Linked DNA regions of Homo sapiens: all the other regions are linked to region 2. A link is an interaction called in ENCODE POLR2A ChIA-PET data of the cell type or tissue named here. Cell type or tissue: K562. All regions are shown on one strand. Each heading gives the region's core, and the rest is flanking DNA. Links, peaks and the distances in the headings are about the cores only.

Evidence for each region. Peaks named below come from ENCODE experiments on the same cell type or tissue, not always from the same donor. Only the 100,000 strongest peaks of a DNase experiment are listed, where the experiment ranks them.
Region 1: POLR2A ChIA-PET joins it to region 2 with 5 read pairs; 1 of 35 experiments calls an interaction of 5 or more read pairs at or near these places.
Region 3: POLR2A ChIA-PET joins it to region 2 with 5 read pairs; 2 of 35 experiments call an interaction of 5 or more read pairs at or near these places.

What each region holds. Positions count from the first base shown.
Region 1 is chr22:37,516,795-37,521,660 of GRCh38, reverse strand. CARD10 (caspase recruitment domain family member 10) reads left to right here and starts at 2,246. Exons shown (of 20, transcript NM_014550.4): 1 at 2,246-2,695; 2 at 3,553-3,690. The coding sequence starts at 2,461. In K562, for the core only: no CTCF peak of the experiment used is centred there; DNase peaks (open chromatin) are centred at 638 and 2,160; H3K4me3 peaks cover 1,684 bases.
Region 2 is chr22:38,711,214-38,716,079 of GRCh38, reverse strand. GTPBP1 (GTP binding protein 1) reads right to left here. Exons shown (of 12, transcript NM_004286.5): 3 at 1-173. Among named protein-coding and RNA genes, the nearest start is that of GTPBP1, 7.7 kb to the right of the region's middle. In K562, for the core only: no CTCF peak of the experiment used is centred there; a DNase peak (open chromatin) is centred at 2,024.
Region 3 is chr22:38,542,384-38,547,249 of GRCh38, reverse strand. All of the region lies in intron 8 of DMC1 (DNA meiotic recombinase 1), which reads left to right. Among named protein-coding and RNA genes, the nearest start is that of DMC1, 25 kb to the left of the region's middle. In K562, for the core only: no CTCF peak of the experiment used is centred there; no DNase peak of the experiment used is centred there.

The DNA.
Region 1 (4,866 bases), core at 375-4,374, 1.2 Mb after region 2:
CGATAGAACCCAGGGCCCCTGGTACAAAGTCTAGATTCTCGGTGTCCCTGCTGTAGTCCCTGCCCGCCTTCCTGGCATAGCTATAGAGAGAAGATGAATGTAGCAGAACTCACAAGAGGACAATAATGAACATGGTACCTAATCACACGCTTGCACACTCGGTGCTATGGACGCCCGGGGACAGGGGAAAGATGAGGAGGCTCAGATGTTTGTGGGGAAGTGGGTACGCCCCTGTCTGCCTCCTGCCTGGCTTGATGCCCACAGTGGGTGGGTGTGTATGTGTGCATGTGTATGTGATGGTGCGTGTGCATGCCTGTATAATTGTACATGTGAATGTGGGAGTGTGGTACCCAAAGGAACTCTGTCGCTTCCCCTGGAATGCTGGGCACCAGGGGCACTCGGTGTACCCAGCTACCTGCCTGTTCAGACCCAGTGTGCCCTCACTTCTCTGTCCACTTATCTGCAGAGACCTCTTGGCTTCTGTGCCTTATCTTTAGGCCCTGCTTAGCTTCTCGATGAAAAAATAATTAACCATAGCCTCATTTTCCAAGGCGTCCATCCCGCTCTGCTGGCCAAGTTAAAAATATTCACGAGGAGTAGGGCTGCTGGTGGGAGGAGCTGCCGCTCTGCGTGGGAGGGCAACCAAGGCCACAGAGAGGGGAAGGACGTATTGAAAGGGAGGTCTGGTGTGTGCCTGGACTCGGGGCTTGGAGAGGACAGAGGCCAGGGGCTGGGCTCCGGCCTATTCCCATTGTGGCCTCGCTGTGTGAATTTGGGCAAGTTCCTTGCCCTCTCTGAGCTCTGCTTCCTCCTTTGTTAATTGAGGAATTTGCACTAGAATTCAGTTCTCCCAAAGCATTTCTTCTGCATGTAAACAGGTGACACCCAAAACAAAAACAAATGTACAACAAATGCAAACCAAAAAAAGGCTGTGGTTAATTAAGTTTGGAAAAGGACACCAGGATATATAAAGTTAAATCTGTTTCTTTACTGCTGGGGCTTTTTTTTTTTTTTTTTTTTTTTTTGAGGGGGAGTCTCATTCTGTTGCCCGGGCTGCTGGAGTGCAGTGGCACGATATCACTGCAACCTCCGCCTCCTGGGTTCAAGCGATTCTCGTGCCTCAGCCTCCCGAGTAGCTGGGATTACAGACGCGCACTACCACGTCTAGCTAATTTTTATATTTTTAGTAGAGATGGGGTTTCGCCATATTGGTCAGGCTGGTCTCGAACTCCTGACCTCAGGTGATCCACTCGCCTCGGTCTCCCAAAGTGTCGGGATTCCAGGCATGAGCCACCGCCCCCGGCCTTAATTTAAGCAGGGCTTTTCAGAGCCTTTATTGATTGAAACCTTAATTCTTTGGATAAGTAATACATATGTCCACGGCATCTAATTCAGAAGTTGTGGAAGGCGATTAGGGAGCTCACACCTCTTTCCTGTACCGGTTGTGCCTCCTCTGTTCCTCCCTGGCAGCAGGTACCTGGCAGCTTCTAATGCATAGCGAGACTGTATCGCATGCACCAGCAGATACCGTGTAGACTCGGCCAGTATCATGGTAAGACACCACCGGCCTCCCAGGCAGGAGCGGGAGTATGGATGGCTAGTCACAGCCCGCCCCCAGCATCTCTGGGACCAACACCTGGAGGAATACCCTTTGAGAATTGTGGGGTCCCTGGTCCTCAAGTGCCACGGGAGTTTGCGTAAGAGGGGAGTTGGCAGTGCTGCCCTGCAGGTTCAGACCCCCATCTTGCAGAAAGCCCCCATGACCTCTGCCCATTGCTGTCCCCCGCGGGGCTGTCCTGCGCTCCAGGGAAGCTCCCGCGCCCGCAGTGCATGTGGGGACCCGAGAAGGGCAAGCCCAGCTTGAGTGCCCGCGGGCTGCGCCGGGCGTGAGCGGCTAGCCCCGCACGGGCGGGCGCGCTGTGGGCGTGGGGAGGCGATGCGCGTGGCCCGGGGAAGGTGTGTCGCGGCGCGCGGGGGGTGTGAGCGCGCCTGCCCGCCCCCGCCCCGCCCAGAGGCCGGGCAGGTGTGGGCGGGCGGCCAGGACCCCGCCGAGCCGGGCTGGAGAGCCGGCGGGAAACAGGAAGCAGGGGGAGGCGCAGCCGGACGGCCGGGAGGGAGGGCGTGCAGACGGACGCGCGGGGTGGCCGGGGGCCGGACGCACGACCCGGGGCGGGCGGCAATGTGGGGAGGCCCGGGCAGCCCAGGAGGCTGCGGGGACGGGGGCGGAGCCGGGGGCGCCACGGGCACCGCCCCCCTGCGCCGGCGGAGCCGCCGCCCGAGTGCGGACCCGGGAGCCCGAGGCGACTGTAGCGTGCGGGGTGAGTCGCGGGGAGCTCGGGGCGCGCCCCCGACGGCGGGTCTGCGGACGACGCCCCGGGGGTGCTTGGCCGCACATCTAGCCCTAGGGAGCCCTGGTCGACCCCCGTGCGCCTCTTGCCCGCAGACCCTGAGGACACGGCCATGCCGGGCCGGGCGGAGGCGGGGGAGGCCGAGGAGGAGGCCGGGGCCGGCTCGGGGTCTGAGGCGGAGGAGGACGCGCTGTGGGAGCGAATCGAGGGCGTCCGGCATCGGCTGGCTCGCGCCCTGAACCCGGCCAAGCTCACGCCGTATCTGCGCCAGTGCCGGGTCATCGACGAGCAGGACGAGGAGGAGGTGCTGAGCACCTACCGCTTCCCGTGCCGCGTCAACCGCACCGGTGAGCCGCGGGTCCCGAGTGGGCCACGACCTGGGCCGGCCGTGCCCTGGGGCGCAGCGCCCACAGCCGTGTAGCGCGAAGCTAGGGCTCTGCTGCCCTGGGGCTCGGTCTCCGCATCAGTAGAGTGGGCCGGCTGGGTATGCCCACCAGCCTGCCTCCTCCCCACCCACCACTGCGCCTTGGCGGTCCGCGTTGCCCACACCGGGGTCAGAGTTTTGTCTCTTGGGGTTCTCTCCCACTTCCTGGGTCCACATTAGAGCAGAAGGTTGGATGTGGCTGCCAGGGCCGGCTGGGCCTGGGACCTCCCGGTCACAGCCGGTGGACTTGGCACCTTTCCTGCGCTCTTTGATCTCCGAGTTCTGTCTGTCCCCTCCTCTGTGCACCATACACTCCTGGGGGAGTCCTTTTTCAAGTGTCAAGATCCGTCTCAGCTTTACGTGGGTCCCCACTCCCACAGGGTGTGCCTTTGAACCAGAACTCAAAAAGGCATGATGGAATGGTCTTTAATGGTGGAATTTCAGGCATGGCCAATGGGAGAAGTATTTTCTTTGCTTCTGGGGATAGAGGGGGCTTCTCTGTGCCATTGAAAAGGCAGGCTGCATTTGCGGGCCGGCATCTGTGTCTGTGGGGGGTGTTGGGGAGCTCTGGGAGCCCAGGAGTCATGAGGGAATGTGCTCCCCTGGCTGTGGCAGAATGGCTCTCTTCTCTTCCCTGATGTGTTGGGACAGGCCCCTGTGTGTGTCACTGGCTCAAAAATCTGGGGAACGTGGGCCTGGAGCATGGTGGGGGCAGAAGCAACCAGGCACCTGGGGAGGCCTTCCCCTAGACCCTGGGTACATCCCCCCACTACTCTGTAGGGCGCCTGATGGACATCTTGCGCTGCCGTGGCAAGAGGGGCTATGAGGCCTTCCTGGAAGCCCTGGAGTTCTACTACCCCGAACACTTCACGCTGCTCACGGGCCAGGAACCCGCCCAGCGCTGCTCCATGATCCTCGGTGAGTGGATCTGCGGTGGATGCTGGCACCTCGGACTCCAGTGCACAGGCTCCTTTCCCCATCCCTGTTAGGGAGGCGCTCCCACTATGCCTGTTGAACAGTAAGGGAAACTGAGGCATGGAGAGGCTGAAGGGGCTTGCCCAGGGCCCCACGGTAGGCTGAGGGTGGGGCTGGGTGCTAGTGCCGTTATTCCAAGTTCAGAGCCACATGCTTAAGATGGCTCTTTCTTCGTGATACTGTTTTCAGACATATGTCTGACATACACAGATGTATAGTTTTTTATGTAAAAAAATACAGAGGCTCCAGGTGACTTTGAATTTTTTTTTTTTTGAGACAGTGTCTTGCTCTGTCACCAGGCTGGAGTGCAGTGGCGCGATCTCAGCTCACTGCAACCTCCGCCTCCCAGGTTCAAGCGATTCTCCTGCCTCAGCCTCCCGAGTAGCTGGGATTACAGGCATGGGCCACCACGCCCTGCTAATTTTTGTATTTTTATTTTTAATAGAGATGGGGTTTCATCATGTTGGCCAGGATGGTCTTGATTTCCTGACCTTGTGATCCGCCTGCCTCGGCCTCCCAGAGTGCTGGGATTACAGGCGTGAGCCACTGCGCCTAGCTGAATTTTTTTATATAAAAAACACAAACACATACACACACGCACACACGCCTACGTGTGTATTTTGCTTTTTCTTAGAACAACTGATTTTAGTGATTCTTTCACCTCTGTTACATACACTTGTTTTAAGTGACTGCATACTGTTCATTAGTGAAGTTAGGACATAATTCATTTAACCCATTTCCAGTTGATGGATACCTAGGTTTCCAGTTTTGTATTATTACAACGATACGGGAACATCCTTGTATGTGCGTCTTTGTGCAAATGTGTCTCAGGCGAAGAGGTTCTGAGAAGAATTTCTCAAAGAGTCTGTGTATTTTAACTGTTAAATCAACATACCTCCTACCAGGAATGTGTAAGGGCCCATTTGAATCCTGGGGATCATGTTTAAACGTTTTTACCATTCTGATATGTAAAAAATAATGTTATTGTTTTAAGTTTATATTTCATTGAGTGATACAGTTCACAGGTTACTAGTTATTAAACCTTGGGTAAATAACTGCTCTGTGCTTCAGTTTTTCTGTCTTTAAGATGGGTACAATAATAGTACCTACCTTACAGTG
Region 2 (4,866 bases), core at 248-4,247:
CAGGAAGTCATTGTCTCCTACTCGTTTCCGGACCAGGTAATCACGCACGCGGCCCCCAGCTTCTTGCCGTTCCCGCAGAAGGATGACATCGGCCTCTATCTGTTCCGCCATGCTCTTCACTGTGGCGTAGGAGGCCTCCATGTCAGCTTCACTCAGCCCATACTCAGTCCCATCTGGTGACAAGAGCCCAGACATCAGCAGGAGAGGGAGTCCTGACCAACCAGCCTGCCAACCAGCCAGCCAGGAACCCCACCTAACAAAGGCCACCACCCCCCGACCCCAGCACTGCAGAGGAACAGGGGTCCTCTCTACCTGAGAGAAAACCTGGGCACACACCAAGTTAAAACATGACAGTGCCACAGACCTCTCCATCAAGCAGAGCATTCGCTACTTCATTCAACAACAGCCACCGAGGCTCTCCCAGGTTTTATGCCAAGCCTCATGCTGGGTACTAGGACTACAGGTGCCCCTAGTGAGCTCACAGCCCAGTGGGGGAGGCAGACAGGAAATTAATTAATTGCAATACAGCTCAAGTGCTGCACTCTAGGACTGTGTGAAGAGAACATAAAGCACTGCCTGGGGAAGCCGAGGACAGTTCTGCAAAGGGCTGATGCCAAGCTAGGTCAACAAGTGCTGGGCCTGCAGAAGGAGGAAGGACATCCTAGCCAGAGGAACAAAGCGTGGCGTGGCAGATCATGGCAAGTTCAGGGACCAGGAAGCAGCTCAGTGTGTTGAGGAGCAGCATGGGTGACATGGAGTGTCGGGAGACTACATGAGAGGTGGAAGCAGCACAACAGACGGACAGCAGCGACACACCTTCTGCACCAGGCATTGAGACACCCGTAGGCTGAGGCAGGGGAGTAACATGATCAGATGGCTGTGGGTTAGAAAGATCTCCTGAGTAGCAGTGCCAAGTGTGCACCAGCAAGTGAGAGACCAGTAAGGGGGGAGTCCAGTTAGGAAGTAATTCTAATAATGCAGGCAAGAGATAATGACGACAGAAAGATGGAGGAAAATGGGGGAGGAACTCAGAAACATTTTAGAGATAAGATTTTTAACTGAGGTGGCTCAGGTGACATGTCCAGCAAGCAGCTGGAGAAATGAGTTTGAGCTCAGGACAAGGAAGGGAATCAGACAGAAGGCAGGACCAACCGACCAAACAGTTACTGAGCTCCTACTATATGACAACCCGTCAGCTGCTTTCCATGAGGTGCTGGATTTAATTTCCACAATCACTCCCTCAGCCTTTCCCAGCTGTCCTGTCTCTGAGAGCACCCCTGCTCCTTCCCTGGCTGGCTAACCCCTTCAGCATGTGTGACTCTCTTCCCCCGCACCAAATATTCTCCTTGTCTCTTCTTCTCTTCCTCCCACTCCAAACAAGCTCCTAAACTAAGGAAAGGAAAACCACCCCCCTTCCCTTGCCCCTGCTTATCTGCAAAGCTACCATCTCCTGTTTTTCCTTTCACCATCAAACATCTCGAGAGTCATCAACGCGTGTTGACTGTACTATCCCACCATCTACTCAATGGGAATCTGCCCACTACAGAAGAAACCGCAGTTGTCACATGCCACCAGTGGCCTTTTTTTTTTTTTTTTTTTTTGAGATGGAGTCTCACTCTGTCACCCAGGCTGGAGTGCAGTGGCACAATCCTTGCTCACAGCAACCTCTGCCTCCCAGGTTCAAGCGATTCTCCTGCCTCAGCCTCCCAGGTAGCTGGGATTACAGGCGCCCGCCATCATGCCTGGCTAAGTTTTGTATTTTCAGTAGAGACGGGGTTTCACCATGCTGGCCAGGCTGGTCTCGAACTCCTGACCTCAAGTGATCTGCCCGCCTTGGCCTCCCACCAAAGTGCTGGGATTACAGGCGTCAGCCATCATGCCTGGCCCACCAGTGGCCTTCTAAACTCTCTAATGCCCTCTTCTTGACTCCTACAGCATTCGATACTGCTGGCCACTCAGCCTTTCCCTCTTGAAGCACTTCCCTCCCACCCTGCTCACGCATCACCTGACCTCTCCTGATGTGCCTCCCCACCCCGTCCCCCGCTCTTGTCTCCTGAATGCCAGTTTTTTCCAGTAGTCTGTCAGTGGCCCTGTTCTGTTTCCTCCAAACTTTCCCCTTGGCCATCTTGTTCTATGGCTTTGGCTGTCATTTTGAAAACTATAAAAACACTCATTTCTAACACCATCCTATGCCCAGAACTCCAGACTGAATTTCCAATTGCCTGGATAACTCCTAGAAGTCTGATATCCAAACTCAACACCCAACCCAACCCTCTTTTAAACAACAGCACAGACACTAACAATGTTAATAAAGCATTTTATTTCTCACTGTAATCTTATGAGGTAGGCATTACTGTTCCCTTTTAACAGTGGGGTAAAAAGAACCTAGGGAGATCTCAGAGCTTGGGGGAGGCCATGAGTTCAGGTCTTCAGATTCCAAAACCAGAGCCTTTTCCTCTTACTGCCTGACCAGTTCCTTCTTTATTTCTGACAATGACAATACCATCTCTCTAGCCACCAGTCTCCTCAGTCCAGTCCTGATGATTCTAGCATTTTACCTTGCCTCCTTCCCTGATGTCTGCCCTTTTTGCCAATCCGCAGCCACCAGCCTGATTCAGGCTGTTATTCTACCTGAACCACCACAACAGACTCTTAACTTTTGTCTTTACAAATTCAGTCTCTATTCCCTCCAACCAACCCCTTAAGGTCCTAAATAAAGCACAACTCTGACGCCGTCACTTCAAGTCAAAGCTTATGAATGGCTCCCCAGGCCCAACTGCTTAACAGCCTCCCCATTTGTGCCGTACTCCCTCCTCACTTTCTTCTTGTAAGCTCTGTCATGGTGCAAGTGGCCCCATCACACACACAGCACTCCCCTTCCTTGTGCTGGGGTTCTCTGCAGGGTCCTAGCTCTACACCTTTGCTCATGGATTTCCTATCCTGAAAGCCCAACAGCGCACCTCCTCCTAGCAAAATCCTACTCATTCTGCCCACAAATGTCTGTGTCTCCCTTACATTTGCAATGTACTGCCTTGTGCAACAGTGTTTTGGATACACATCCTCCCCTCCCCGCACAATACATAAGCATCTTGAAAACAAGGAACATACCGCAACAATTTCCTGATGCCCCACAACCAGTGCCTTTCCTCAAATGTTTGTAAAATGTAAAACAAATGAACAAAGAGGGAGCGGTTGGGCTGAGGAGTTTCTAAATGCACGGCAAAGTGAGCTGTGAAAGCCTTCAGGGTTAGAGAAGGGTTTGCTGGGAGTGTTCCTAAGAAGGCTGGCTAAATTCTATTCAACCTCCCCTGCTCCTGTTCTTTCAGGTCCTGTTCCACACCAAGGGCTATCACCAACGTCACCTTGTCCATCAGGGCTCTCGGTCAGTCACATTACCCGTCTCCAGCATGCATCACATTCCTCACTCTGTGGAAGCCGAGACAAAGGTGGAGGAGAAAAGCTGCAGAGGTCCAATTACTAAAGGCCACATACTCAGCCATGCCAGACGCTAATCAGATTTCCATCCTGCCGGCTCATTCACTTTTCTTATATGTATTCTCCTCTTCTACAGGCTGCAAAGACTCCCTAGACTCTCAGAATAAAAGTCTAACCTCTTTGGCATGGCATTTAAGGACCCTCAGAATCTGAGCCCTGCCTTCCTCTGCCCAGCCTCTCCTCCTACCACTCAGGACCTCATACTCTCCACTCATCCTACTGGATTACTTTTGGTCCACTATATATTCCTGTCTCCAATGCCTCCATGCCTCTGTGAGAATGGTTTCCTCTGCCCATTCACTATTCCCTCCATTTACCTGGAAAATTCCTACTCATCCTTTAGAATCAATTAAAGGGCAGCTCCTCTTCACAGCCTTTCCTGACTCTTCCACAAAGACTTAGTACTCCTTGGCCGGGCACGGTGGCTCACATCTGTAATCCCAGCACTTTGAGGCTCAGGGGGATCACCTGAGGTCAGGAGTTCAAGACCAGCCTAGACAACATGGTGAAACCCCGTCTCTAATAAAAATACAAAAATTAGCCAGGCGTGGTGGCAGGTACCTGTAGTCCCAGCTACGCGGGAGGCTGAGGCAGAAGAACTGCTTGAACCCAGGAGGCAGAGGTTGCAGTGAGCCGAGATCATACCACTGCACTCCAGCCTGGATGACAGACAGAAACTCTGTCTCAAAAATAATAATAATAATTTTAAAATACTTAATACTCCTCCTATGTCCCCTGAACTTTTTTTTTTAATTGTTTTTCTTTAGAGATAGAGTCTCACTCTCGCCATCTCAGCTCACTGCAACCTCCACCTCCGGGGTTCAGGTGATTCTCATGCCTCAGCCTCCTGAGTAGTTGGGATTACAGCAGTGCACCACCACGCCCAACTAATTTTTTGCATTTTTAGTAGAGATGGGGTTTCACTATGTTAGCCAGGCTGGTCTCGAACTCCTGGCCTCAAGTGATTGGCCCACCTTGGCCTCCCAAAGTGCTGGGATTATAGGCATGAGTCTTCTTTTTCAAAGAAATCTCATGATAAATCAACTACAACCTGGGACCCTTAAAAAAATTATTACTGCAACTACTAATATTAGCTAACATTTATGTAATGCTCACTATTCACGATGATTTCCTTGAATTCTCATTTAATCTTCACTACTACACCATGGGAGAGATTCCATTATTATCCCCATTTTAAGACAAGGAAAAGAGTCAGTAGGCAAATCCAGGCCTGCCAGGTTCCAGATCCTATAGATTAGGCCAGACTGCCCCCTTTTAAAATATCAACATTAAGAATGTATTCTTAAAGAGCACATTCCTCTACATTTGTTACAATTTTAAATGTCTTATTTATCTATACAAAATTTCTCT
Region 3 (4,866 bases), core at 375-4,374, 170 kb after region 2:
GAGTTCAAGACCAGCCTGGGCAACATAGTGTCTCTACGAAATAAATTTTAAATTAGCCAGGTGTGGTTGCTATAAATCCCAGCTACTTGGAAGGCTGAGGCAGGAGGCTTATTTGAGGCCAGGAGTTCATGATTAGCCTGGGCAACATAGCAAGACTCTGTCTCTACCAAAAGAAAAAAAATCTAAAAACATTGTACATCAGCAGTTATTTAGATTTAACTATAAAGATTTTTGTTTTCTTTGTTCATTATGGTTTCTTGCATCCCAGATGTTATTTTTTCCTGTATTTTTGTTTTGCTGTAATACTTATTTCTTTCAGAAATGTAATACAGGTGGTAAACTTTGAACCTTAGTATGTCTGAAAGTGCCTTTATTTTGCTCTCACTCTTGGCTGTTAATTTGTCTGGTCACAGAGAACTTTGCATGGTATATTTCTATCTTCTTGGGTATTTGCTCCTTCCATCCCCATCTCACAGTCTTTCTGAATCATACAAATCATTTAAGGCTCTCATTTCAAGGCCTGCTTTTTCTAATCTTCCCTAATTACTCAATTTAGAAAATCTTGTCCTTCTTGACCTATTATAGAATTTACTATCTAAAATACTCACTTAGAAAACAAAACAGAGAACTGTTTGCAGAAGTCCCTTTTCAGAAATGCCAGGCATAAGAAGTCTCTGAAAGAGCCTTTTAACTTGGGGAAGGAGGGTGAAATGTCGTACAGGGCTTTAACAAGGGTGCTCAGCTGGAGTTCAGCTGGTTTCAGAAACAATTGATTAAGGATGATTCTTATCTCAGAGAGGGAAGAATTGTTCTTGCAGAGTAGCAGCCACTGTTTGGGCAATTTGGAGTTTTTTTTTTTCGAGATGGAGTTTCACTCTTGTTGCCCAGGCTGGAGTGCAATGGTGCGATCTCGGCTCACTACAACCTCCATCTCCCAGGTTCAAGCGATTCTCCTCCTCAGCCTCCCGAGTAGCTGCGATTACAGGTGCATGCCACCACACCCGGCTAATTTTGTATTTTTAGTAGAGACAGGGTTTCTCCATGTTGGTCGGGCTGGTCTCGAACTCCCGACCTCAGGTGATCCACCCACCTTGGCCTCCCAAAGTGCTGGGATTACAGGCGTGAGCCACGATGCCCGGCCTGCAATTTGGATTTTACTAAGAACAATAGGAATACTTAGGAGCTAAGTCATATGCAAGAGAGAGTGGAGAAGAACAGCTGGGTGGGGGTGCAGGGCACTGTGGCAAGGGCCACATTGGAGTGTTCTCATTCTTTCCGTGTCTCATACTTATACTGCTGTCTCTTGATAGTTTTCTTTTTATATGTTTATATTTTGCCTCCTTAATTATGTTTTAAATTTACCTAGGGCATAGGTTGTCTTAGGACTCCTTATATCCTCCATAATGCTTTGCCTTGGTAATTGATTAATATGGTAATTAATTCCATATGGTAATTGGTTAATAAATATTTATAATTGATCTGAACTTCCCTTCAGCATAAGCCCAAGTTTTTTCATTTTAAATTGTTTTGGCTGGCCGCTGTGGCTCACACCTGTAATCCTAGCACTTTGGGAGGCCGACGCGGGCGGATCACGAGGTCAGGAAATCGAGACCAACCTGGCTAACACGGTGAAACCCTGTCTCTACTAAAAATACAAAAAATTAGCCAGGCGCAGTGGTGGGCACCTGTAGTCCCAGCTACTCGGGAGGCTGAGGCAGGAGATGGTGTGAACCCGCGAGGCGGAGCTTGCAGTGAGCCGAGATAGCGCCACTGCAGTCCGGCCTGGGCGACAGAGCGAGACTCCATCTCAAAAAAAAAAAATTGTTTTGTTTTGTTTTTGGGACAGGGTCTCGCTCTGTCGCCTAGGCTGGAGTGCAATGACGTGATCATGGATCACTGCTGCCTCAACATCCAGGACTCAAGTGATCCTCCCACCTCAGCTTCTCAAGTAACTGGGACTACAGGTGCGTGCCACCATGCCCAGCTAATTTTTGTATTTTTTTGGTAGAGATAGGGTCTCACCATGTTGCCCAGGCTGGTCTCCAACTCCTGAGCTCTAGTGATCCTCCCACCTGGGCCTCCCAAAGTGCTGGGATTACAGATATAAGCCACCATGCCTGGTTTTGTTATTCCCTGTCTTTTGTATAAAAGCCATATTAACTGGGGTGAGATGATATTTCATTGTAGTTTTGATTTGCATTTCTCTGATGATCAGTGACATTGAGCACCTTTTCATATAGCTATTTGCCATTTGTATGTCTTCTGTGAACCCAGAGAATCTGAGACAGGTCTGAGTTAGTTTAGAGAGTTTATTTTGCTGCCGGGCGCAGTGGCTCATGCCTGTAATCCCAGCACTTTGGGAGGCCAAGGTGGGCAGATCACAAGGTCAGGAGATTGAGACCATCCTGGCCAACATGGTGAAACCCCGTCTCTACTAAAATACAAAAAAAAAAAAAATTAGCCGGGCATGGTGGCACGTGCCTGTAGTCCCAGCTACTCAGGAGGCTGAGGCAGGGGAATTGCTTGATTCCAGGAGGTGGAGGTTGCAGTGAGCTGAGATCGCGCCACTGCACTCCAGCCTGGGGACAGAGCAAGACTCTGTCTCAAAAAAAAAAAAAAGAAAGTTTATTTTGCCAAGATTGGGGATACGCCCGTGACACAGCCTCAGGAAGTCCTGACGACGTGTGCCCAAGGTGGTTGGGGCACAGCTTGGTTCTACACATTTTGGGAGACATGAGACATCTATCAGTATATGTAAGAAGAACATTGGTCCAGTCTGGAAAGGCGGGACAACCTGAAGCAAAGACAGGAAGACTAAGCAAAGCAAGGAGTGGGCTTCCAGGTCACAGATAGGTGAGACACAAATGGTTGCATTCTTTTGAGTTTCTGATTATCCTTTCCAAAGGAGGCAATCAGATATGCATCTATCTCAGTGAGCAGAGGAGTGACTTTGAATAGAATGAAAGGCAGGTTTGCCATAAGCAGTTTCCAGTTTGAGTTTTCCTTAGTGATTTTGGAGGCCCAAGATATTTTCCTTTCACACTTCTTTTGAGAAATGTCTTTTCAGATATTTTGCCCATTTTTAAATAAGATTATTAGATTTTTTTCCTATAGAGTAGTTTGAACTTTTTATATATTCTGGTTATTAATCCCTTGTCAGATGGATAGTTTGCAAATATTTTCTCAGCAAGGCAATTTTACTTCTATAAAAGGGTGTGACTCACTGATGGAGCAATGGCGAGAGCACATCTGAACAAGGGAGGGGAAGGGGGTTTTATTCCTGACTCAAGTAGCCCCTACTGCTGTGTCATTCCCCTATTGGCTAGGGTTGGACTGCACAGTCTAAGCTAATTCCGACTGGCTATTTTAAAGAGAGCAGGGTTATGAGTCGGAGTGGTGGAGTGAGTAGTTTGGCAGGAAGGATGGTTAGGAACAGGTGACTAAAGGTGACTCAGGTCAGAGCAGGTGACCAGGGGTGACTTAGGACAGAGCAATTGACCAGGGGAGACTCAGCATGGAGTAGATGACCAGGGGAACAGATGTAAACTACTGATTAGAACTGATGGAAAAGGTTGTTTACTGAAACTAGGGGCAAGAAAGCAAGAAGAAGGAGGAAGTTAACCTTTAAAATGGAGAACAAAGAACAGGGGAGCTGAACATACTGATACATTGGTTCCTTGGAGAGGATCTCAAAACTCATTGTACTTAACAATTTACAGGCAGCTGGGCACTATGGCTCACACCTGTAATCCCAGCACTTTGGGAGGCCGAGGTGGGTGGATCACGAGGTCAGGAGATCAAGACCATCCTGGCTAACATGGTGAAACCCCATCTCTACTAAAAATACAAAAAATTAGCCGGGCATGGTGGCGGGCACCTGTAGTCGCAGCTACTCAGGTGGCTGAGGCAGGAGAATGGCGTGAACCTGGGAGGTGGAGCTTGCAGTGAGCCGAGATCATGCCATTGCACTCCAGCCTGGGTGACAGAGCGAGACTCCGTCTCAAAAAAAAAAAAAAAAACAATTTACAGGCTAAAACCTTTGAAGAGGAATTTATTATATCCTACAGTTGACTGTGCTTGTGTGGTATTACTCAAGAAATCTTTACCCAGTCCAGTGTTCTACAGAGTTTCCCCAATGCTTCCTTTTAGTAGTTTCATAGTTTGAGGTCTTAGATTTAAGTCTTTAATCCATTTTTATTTGATTTTTGTATATGGTGAGAGATAGGGGTCTAATTTCATTCTTCTGCTTATGGATATCCCATTTTCCCAGCACCATTTACTGAAGAGACCGTCCTTTCTCCAATGTATGTTATTGGCACCTTTGTCGAAAATGAGTTCACTGTAGGTGTGTGGATTTGTTTCTGAGTTTTATATTCTGTTCCATTGGTCTATGCATCTGTTTTTATGCCCATACCGTGCTGTTTTGGATACTATAGCTCTATAGTATAATTTGAAGTCAGGTTATGTGGTTCCTTTAGTTTCGTTCTTTTTGCTCAAGATAGCTTTGGCTATTCTGGGTCTTTTGTGGTTCCATATAAATTTTAGGGTTGTTTTTCTATTTCTCTGAAGAATGTCATTGGTATTTTGATAGGAATTGCATTGATTCTGTAGATTGCTGTGTTTAGTATGGACATTTTAACAGTACTGATTCTTCCAACTCATGAACATGCAATATCTTTCTGTTTTTTGTGTGTCCTCTTCAATGTATTTCATCAATGTTTTATAGTTTTCATTGTAGAGATCCTTCACTTCTTTGGTTAAGTTAATTTCTAGGTCTTTAATTTTATTTGTAGCTATTGTAAATGGGATTAATTTTTGAATTTCTTTTTCAGATTGTTCCCTGTCGGTATTTAGAAATGCTGCTGA